Linked DNA regions of Homo sapiens: region 2 is linked to region 1. Evidence: read pairs that join two places in POLR2A ChIA-PET (ENCODE). Cell type or tissue: Caco-2. All regions are shown on one strand. Each heading gives the region's core, and the rest is flanking DNA. Links, peaks and the distances in the headings are about the cores only. Region 1 has its middle 18 kb from the start of MYH16. Region 2 overlaps KPNA7 (karyopherin subunit alpha 7).

Region 1 (2,909 bases), core at 169-2,668:
TAATCACACCACTGCACTCCAGCCTGGGTAACGCAGCAAGACCCTGTCTCTAAAAATAATAATAATAATAAAGGAATTTTGAAACAGCAACAGAGGAGCATCAAGCCAAGTGGGAGGTCCTTCTGATTGCAGCCTGTTGGTGCCCAGGAGGCTGGCCCCGTTCCCAGGACTCCCCCCGTGGCAGTCAGGTCCCCGGAGGCTGCGTGTCTGGGAAGAGCGAAGCGTGGGGCTCACCACTGGTGACTGTTCTGGGCTTTATGGAGAGGAGATTCCTGCTTTGTATGGAGCCCTGAACTCCAGGGAAACAGCTGTGTACTCACCAGGATCTTCACTTCTTTTTCAGATCTCTTAGAGAAATCTCGTGTCATCTCACAGCAAGCAGCCGAGAGAAGCTACCACATCTTCTACCAGATTCTCTCAAACAAGAAGCCTGAACTTGTTGGTAAAGACCTTTATGTCTATCCACCTGCCCCTGACCTTGCTTTTCTTCTTTTCCATAAGCAAAGATTTCCCATGTGCAAGGAGTCTCATGTCACTCCTAGGGTTCTGTGATAATGTCTTCAGTTTAAAGTGATGTGAATCGGGCTGGGTGCGGTGGCTCACGCCTGTAACCCCAGGACTTTGGGAGGCAGAGGCAGGTGGATCACCTGAGGTCAGGAGTTCAGGACCAGCCTGGCCAACATGGTGAAACCCCGTCTCTCCAAAATACAAAAAAATTAGCCAGGCATGATGGCAGGTGCCTGTAATCCCAGCTACTCGGGAGGCTGACACAGGAGAATCAGTTGAACCTGGGAGGTGGAGGTTGCAGTGAGCCAAGATCACTCCATTGCACTGCAGCCTGGGCAACAGAACAAGACTCTGTCTGAAGAAAAAAAAAGAAAAGAAAAGAAAATTCATGTGAATGTGTTACAGGGAACTTTCTCAAAGTTCTATTTGCACATCTCATCCTCATAGTAGCCAGATGAGGACCACTGTGGGCCCATTTCACAGATGAAGCTTTGAGTACCTGCAAAATCTGGGATATAAAACTGAGATGTGAGGCTTTAAACCCTTTATGTCTGCCACCTGCTGCCTCTGAGTCTGATACTCGGGCACCAGCACAGGGATCAGCCCAAGACCATGATCAGCTCTGCCAGTGCTTGCATGCAGTCCCAGCAGGCTCTCCTCTTGGTAGACACAGCCCACACCAGGCACACAGCTCAGAAAGTGGAGTACACTCACCCACTCAACTGGATGCCCTTGTGCAGGCACCAACATGCTCAACTGTCCACGGCAGACCTGCCCAGACATAAAGTGGGAGGAGGGATGAAGACTCAGTCTTACACACACACACCTCCTAACCCAGCCAGAAATAAGGGCATTGAGTACCATTCCCCACCCACAGGTGGGCTTTATTTGTTTGGACAAAGTATACTTTTAAATTAACAACATTTTGAAATTGGGAGACTTCACATAAAAATGCAATTTCCAGCCAGGTGCAGTGGCTCATATCTGTAATCCCAGCACTTTGGGAGGCAAAGGCAGGAGGATCGCTTGAGCCCAGGAGTTTGAGACCAGCCTGGGCAATTTAGCAAGACCCTGTCTCTACAAAAACTAAAAAAATGGCTGGGCGCAATGGCTCACACATGTAATCCCAGTACTTTGGGAGGCCGAGGCAGGCAGATCATCTGAAGTCAGGAGTTCGAAACCAGCCTGGCCAACATGGCGAAACCCCATCTCTACTGAAAATACAAAAATTAGCTAGGTGTGGTGGTGGGCACCTGTAATCCCAGCTACTTAGGAGGCTGAGGTGCAAGAATCGCTTGAACCCAGGAGGCAGAGGTTGCAGTGGGCCGAGATTGCGCCACCACACTCCAGCCTGGGTGACAGAGCAAGACTCCGTCTCAAAAAATTTTTTTAAAATAAATAAGTAACAAAAATTAGCCAGGTGTGGTGGTGCCTGTGGTCTCAGCTACTCAGGAGGCTGAGGCAGGCAGATCACTTAAGCCCAGGAGTTCAAGGCTGCAGTGAGCTATGATTGTGCCACCGTACTCCAGCCTGGGTGACAGAGCCAGACCCTGTTGAAAGAAAGAGAGAGAGAGAAAGAGGAAGGAAGGAAAGAAGGAAGGGAGGGAGGGAGGGAGGGAGGAGAGGTTAGAGATGGCAGAGAAGAAAACCACATGTCACCAAGGGTTAACCTGCTTTGCTATTCTTGGCAGAGAGTTTGCTGCTGGTCCCCAACCCTAAGGAATACCACTGGGTGAGCCAAGGCGTCACCACTGTGGACAACATGGATGACAAGGAGGAGCTGCAGATCACAGATGTGAGTGGGCGGGCAGAGCTGGCACAGGACGGGAAGAAGCCTTGGGACTCTGCATGCATGGCCACTAGAACTGGGGTGGCAGTGGGGACAGGAGCCCACTTAGAGCTGCCAGACAGCTGCCCAGATCTTCCCTGGAGATTTCTGGGGTTGCGATCAGCATTTTATTCCAAGCCCATTTTAGCAAGCCAAGTTTCTCTTTGCAGAGTCGAACTAGAATTCCATGGGGACTTCAGGGGCCTTCAACCCCATGCAACTTTTCCTCCTCCCCAGCCCAGCTAGAAGTGACTCTGTCATTCTCCCAGTCCCCAACACACTCTCTGGCTCCTCTTATGACACTAAGCACTCACAACTTCTGTTAGGATTATTTGTGTACTAGGTTCTCTCTCCTCTTGGACAACAGAATCGATTCCTGATTTATCTTTGCCTTCCCCTCACCTAGTACCTGGCATGAAGCCTTAACAATAATAATAGTGCCAGGCACAGTAGCTTACACCTGTAATCCCAGTGCTTTGGAAGGCTGAGGCAGGAGAATTGCTTGAGTCCAGGAGTTTGAGACCAGCCTAGGCAACATACTAAGATCCCGTCTCTGCAAAAAAAAAAAAAAAAA
Region 2 (2,909 bases), core at 297-2,796, 64 kb before region 1:
TACCCTGGGACTGTCAGCCCCTCCCCTTCTGCCCCTTTCAGCCATCATCACACTTCTGTCTTTCAGAGTCTACCCTCAGAGAGGCATCTATATTCACTGTCTACCTCCCAGATTCCCAATTGTTGGGGTTTTTTGTTTGTTTGTTGAGACAGGGTCTCACTCTGTTGCCCAGGCTGCAGTGCAGTGCCGTGATCATAGCTCACTACAGCCTCAACCTCCCAGGCCCAAGTGATCCTCCTACTTCTGCCTCCTGAGTAGCTGTGGCTAGACATGCTTTTTGTAGAGGAAAGTCTTGCTATGTTGCCCAGGCTGGTCTCAAACTCCTGGGCTCAAGGGATCCTCCTGCCTCGGCCTCCCAAAATGCTGGGATTACAGACATAAGCGCCTGGCCTCCAGTTGTTCTTCAGGCCATTCTAGTCATGTTTCTAACCCTTCTTTGGGGTTAGGGATGGGAATCAGCTCCTTCCAAGTCACCAAACACAGCAGCTGCTTCTTGGTCCTAAAGTTACTGTCCCTCTCAGCTGTGGTTAGTAGTCAGCCCTTTCTTTTTGAAGGAGCTCTCGGCTGGGCGTGGTGGCTCACACCTGTAACCCCAACACTTTGGGAGGCCGAGGCAGGTGGATCATGAGGTCAGGGGTTCAAGACCAGCCTGGCCAAGATGGTGAAACCCCGTCTCTACTAAAAACACAAAAATTAGCCAGGCGGGGTGGCATGTGCCTGTAATCCCAGCTACTCGGGAGGCTGAAGCAGAAGAATCGCTTGAACCCAGGAGGCGGAGGTTGCAGTGAGCTGAGATTGCACCACTGCACTCCAGCCTGGTGACAGAGCAAGACTCTGTCTCAAAAAAAAAAAAAAGCAGAAAAAAAAGCAGAAAAAAAAGAAAGAGCTCTTCTTGGCAACTGTGACACCAAACCTGGTTTTCTATGGCCAAATTAGCTGTTTCTACTTAGTCTTTTTGGCAGGCTCTGCCTGAATTTAGAACCTTAGAGCCCACAGGACTGGGTCTCAGGCTCTCCTCACACTCTAGGTCAGGGGTTGAAAACTTTTTCGGTAAAGGGCCAGATCTTAAACATTTTTAGCCTGTGGCTTCTGTGGCAACAACAACTGTCCTTGTAGACCAGACAGTATGTAAATGAGTGTGGCTGCATGCCAGTAAAACTTTTTTTTTTTTTTTGGGGGGAGACAGGGTCTCACTCCATCACCCAGGCTGGAGTGCAGTGGTGCAATCACAGCTCACTGCAGCCTCAAACTCAAGCGATCCTCTCGCCTTGCCTTCCCAAGTAGCTGGGACTACAGACACGTGCCACCATGCCCAGCTTGATAAAACTATTTACAAAGCAAGCGGCCAGCCAGGTCATGTTTGTGACCCCTGGCCCCAGCTGACCTTGCCTGGCTGGGTGACATATACACATATGTCACCTAGCAAGGTACATCTGTCAATCCGACTCTGCTGCAATGGTGTCTCCAACTCGCCTCAACTTCATGCCTGCAACACAAGCTCCAATTTCTTTTTTTCCTGCACTTTTCCCCTTTCTCTAGGAAGACAATCATCTGAACAATCTAACCTGAAACCTAGGGGCATCCTGGCTTCTTGCTGTCTCCCTTTCACGTCTAGAATGGCTATGTCCCAGACCCACCTGCTTCACCATCTCCCTCTGCTATACAATTTTTTTTTTTTTTTTGAGATGGAGTCTTGCTCTGTCACCAGGCTGGAGTACAGTGGCACAATCTCGGCTCACTGCAACCTCCACCTCCCAGGTTCAAGAGATTCTCCTGCCTCAGCCTCCTGAGTAGCTGGGAGTACAGGTGCGTGCCACCACACCCAGCTAATTTTTGTAATTTTAGGAGACGGGGTTTCACCGTGTTGGCCAGGATGGTCTTGATCTCTTGACCTCGTGATCTGCCCACCTCGGCCTCCCAAAGTGCTACCGCATCCGGCCTCTCTCTGCTATATAATTCTACGGCAGGCAACCAGAAGGGCCTTTCTGAAAGATCAGACCACTCTACTCCCTTGCCTCAAAATCCTCCAAAGCCTCCCTGCTGCTAGCAGGAAGATGTCTAAGCCCTTTTCCTGCTTGCCATCTTAAGTGTTCTCTACTTAAACTCTCTCGGTCATGGCTAGTCTTTTATTGGTTCAACCATGTCAGATTTTTCTCCCATCTTGAAGAGTTTTGAGACAGAGTCTTGCTCTGTTGCCCAGGCTGGGGCACAGTGGCGCAACCTTGGCTCACTGCAACCTTCGCCTCCCAGGTTCAATCAATTCTCCTGCCTCAGCCTCCCAAGTAGCTGGGACTACAGGAACGTGCCACCATGCCTGGCTAGTTTCTGTATTTTTAGTAGAGATAGGATTTCGCCATATTAGTCAGGCTGGTCTCAAACTCCTGACCTCAGGTGATCCACCCGCCTCAGCTTCCCAAATTGTTGGGATTACAGGTGTGAGCCACGGTTCCCAGATGAAGGTTTTGAACATAGTCCTCTGGCTGCTCTTCATTTTTGTTTGAGGCAAATCGAGAACCCAGTTCCTAAACCAGAAGTCCTCTTCAATCAATAACCACAAATCAACCAACCTTGACTCTAAGCCTCAAAAGAAGAGCCTGTTCCCCATGAACAGAACTGGTGAGACATTAACCCATTTATGCCAGAGGTTGCAAATTTTTTTGTGTGAAAAATCAGACCTTGGTAATGACCATGAGCAGTAGGATATAAATAACTCCCACAGGCTTAGTGTTCCAATAATGGAACACCAGGCATATATGCTAAACTGTGACCCTAGAATGGAGATTTCAGTCATCTATTTTGCAAGATGGCAAGCTTGTAGGCCTCTTCCAATGCCGCAAAGAGAAGGATCAGTGCTACTGGCCCCTAAAGACAGAGCTGAGTCAATCTTTACCTAAAATGATACTCAGTCC

What was found. ChIA-PET counts read pairs that join two places held together with the same protein. Peaks named below come from ENCODE experiments on the same cell type or tissue, not always from the same donor. Only the 100,000 strongest peaks of a DNase experiment are listed, where the experiment ranks them.
Region 2: POLR2A ChIA-PET joins it to region 1 with 6 read pairs; 4 of 35 experiments call an interaction of 5 or more read pairs at or near these places.

What each region holds. Positions count from the first base shown.
Region 1 is chr7:99,253,384-99,256,292 of GRCh38, forward strand. It overlaps a transcript of MYH16 not described here. Among named protein-coding and RNA genes, the nearest start is that of MYH16, 18 kb to the right of the region's middle. In Caco-2, for the core only: no CTCF peak of the experiment used is centred there; no DNase peak of the experiment used is centred there.
Region 2 is chr7:99,189,495-99,192,403 of GRCh38, forward strand. The region is part of intron 6 of KPNA7 (karyopherin subunit alpha 7); the gene reads right to left. Among named protein-coding and RNA genes, the nearest start is that of KPNA7, 17 kb to the right of the region's middle. RefSeq lists a silencer at 1,212-1,506. In Caco-2, for the core only: no CTCF peak of the experiment used is centred there; a DNase peak (open chromatin) is centred at 1,345.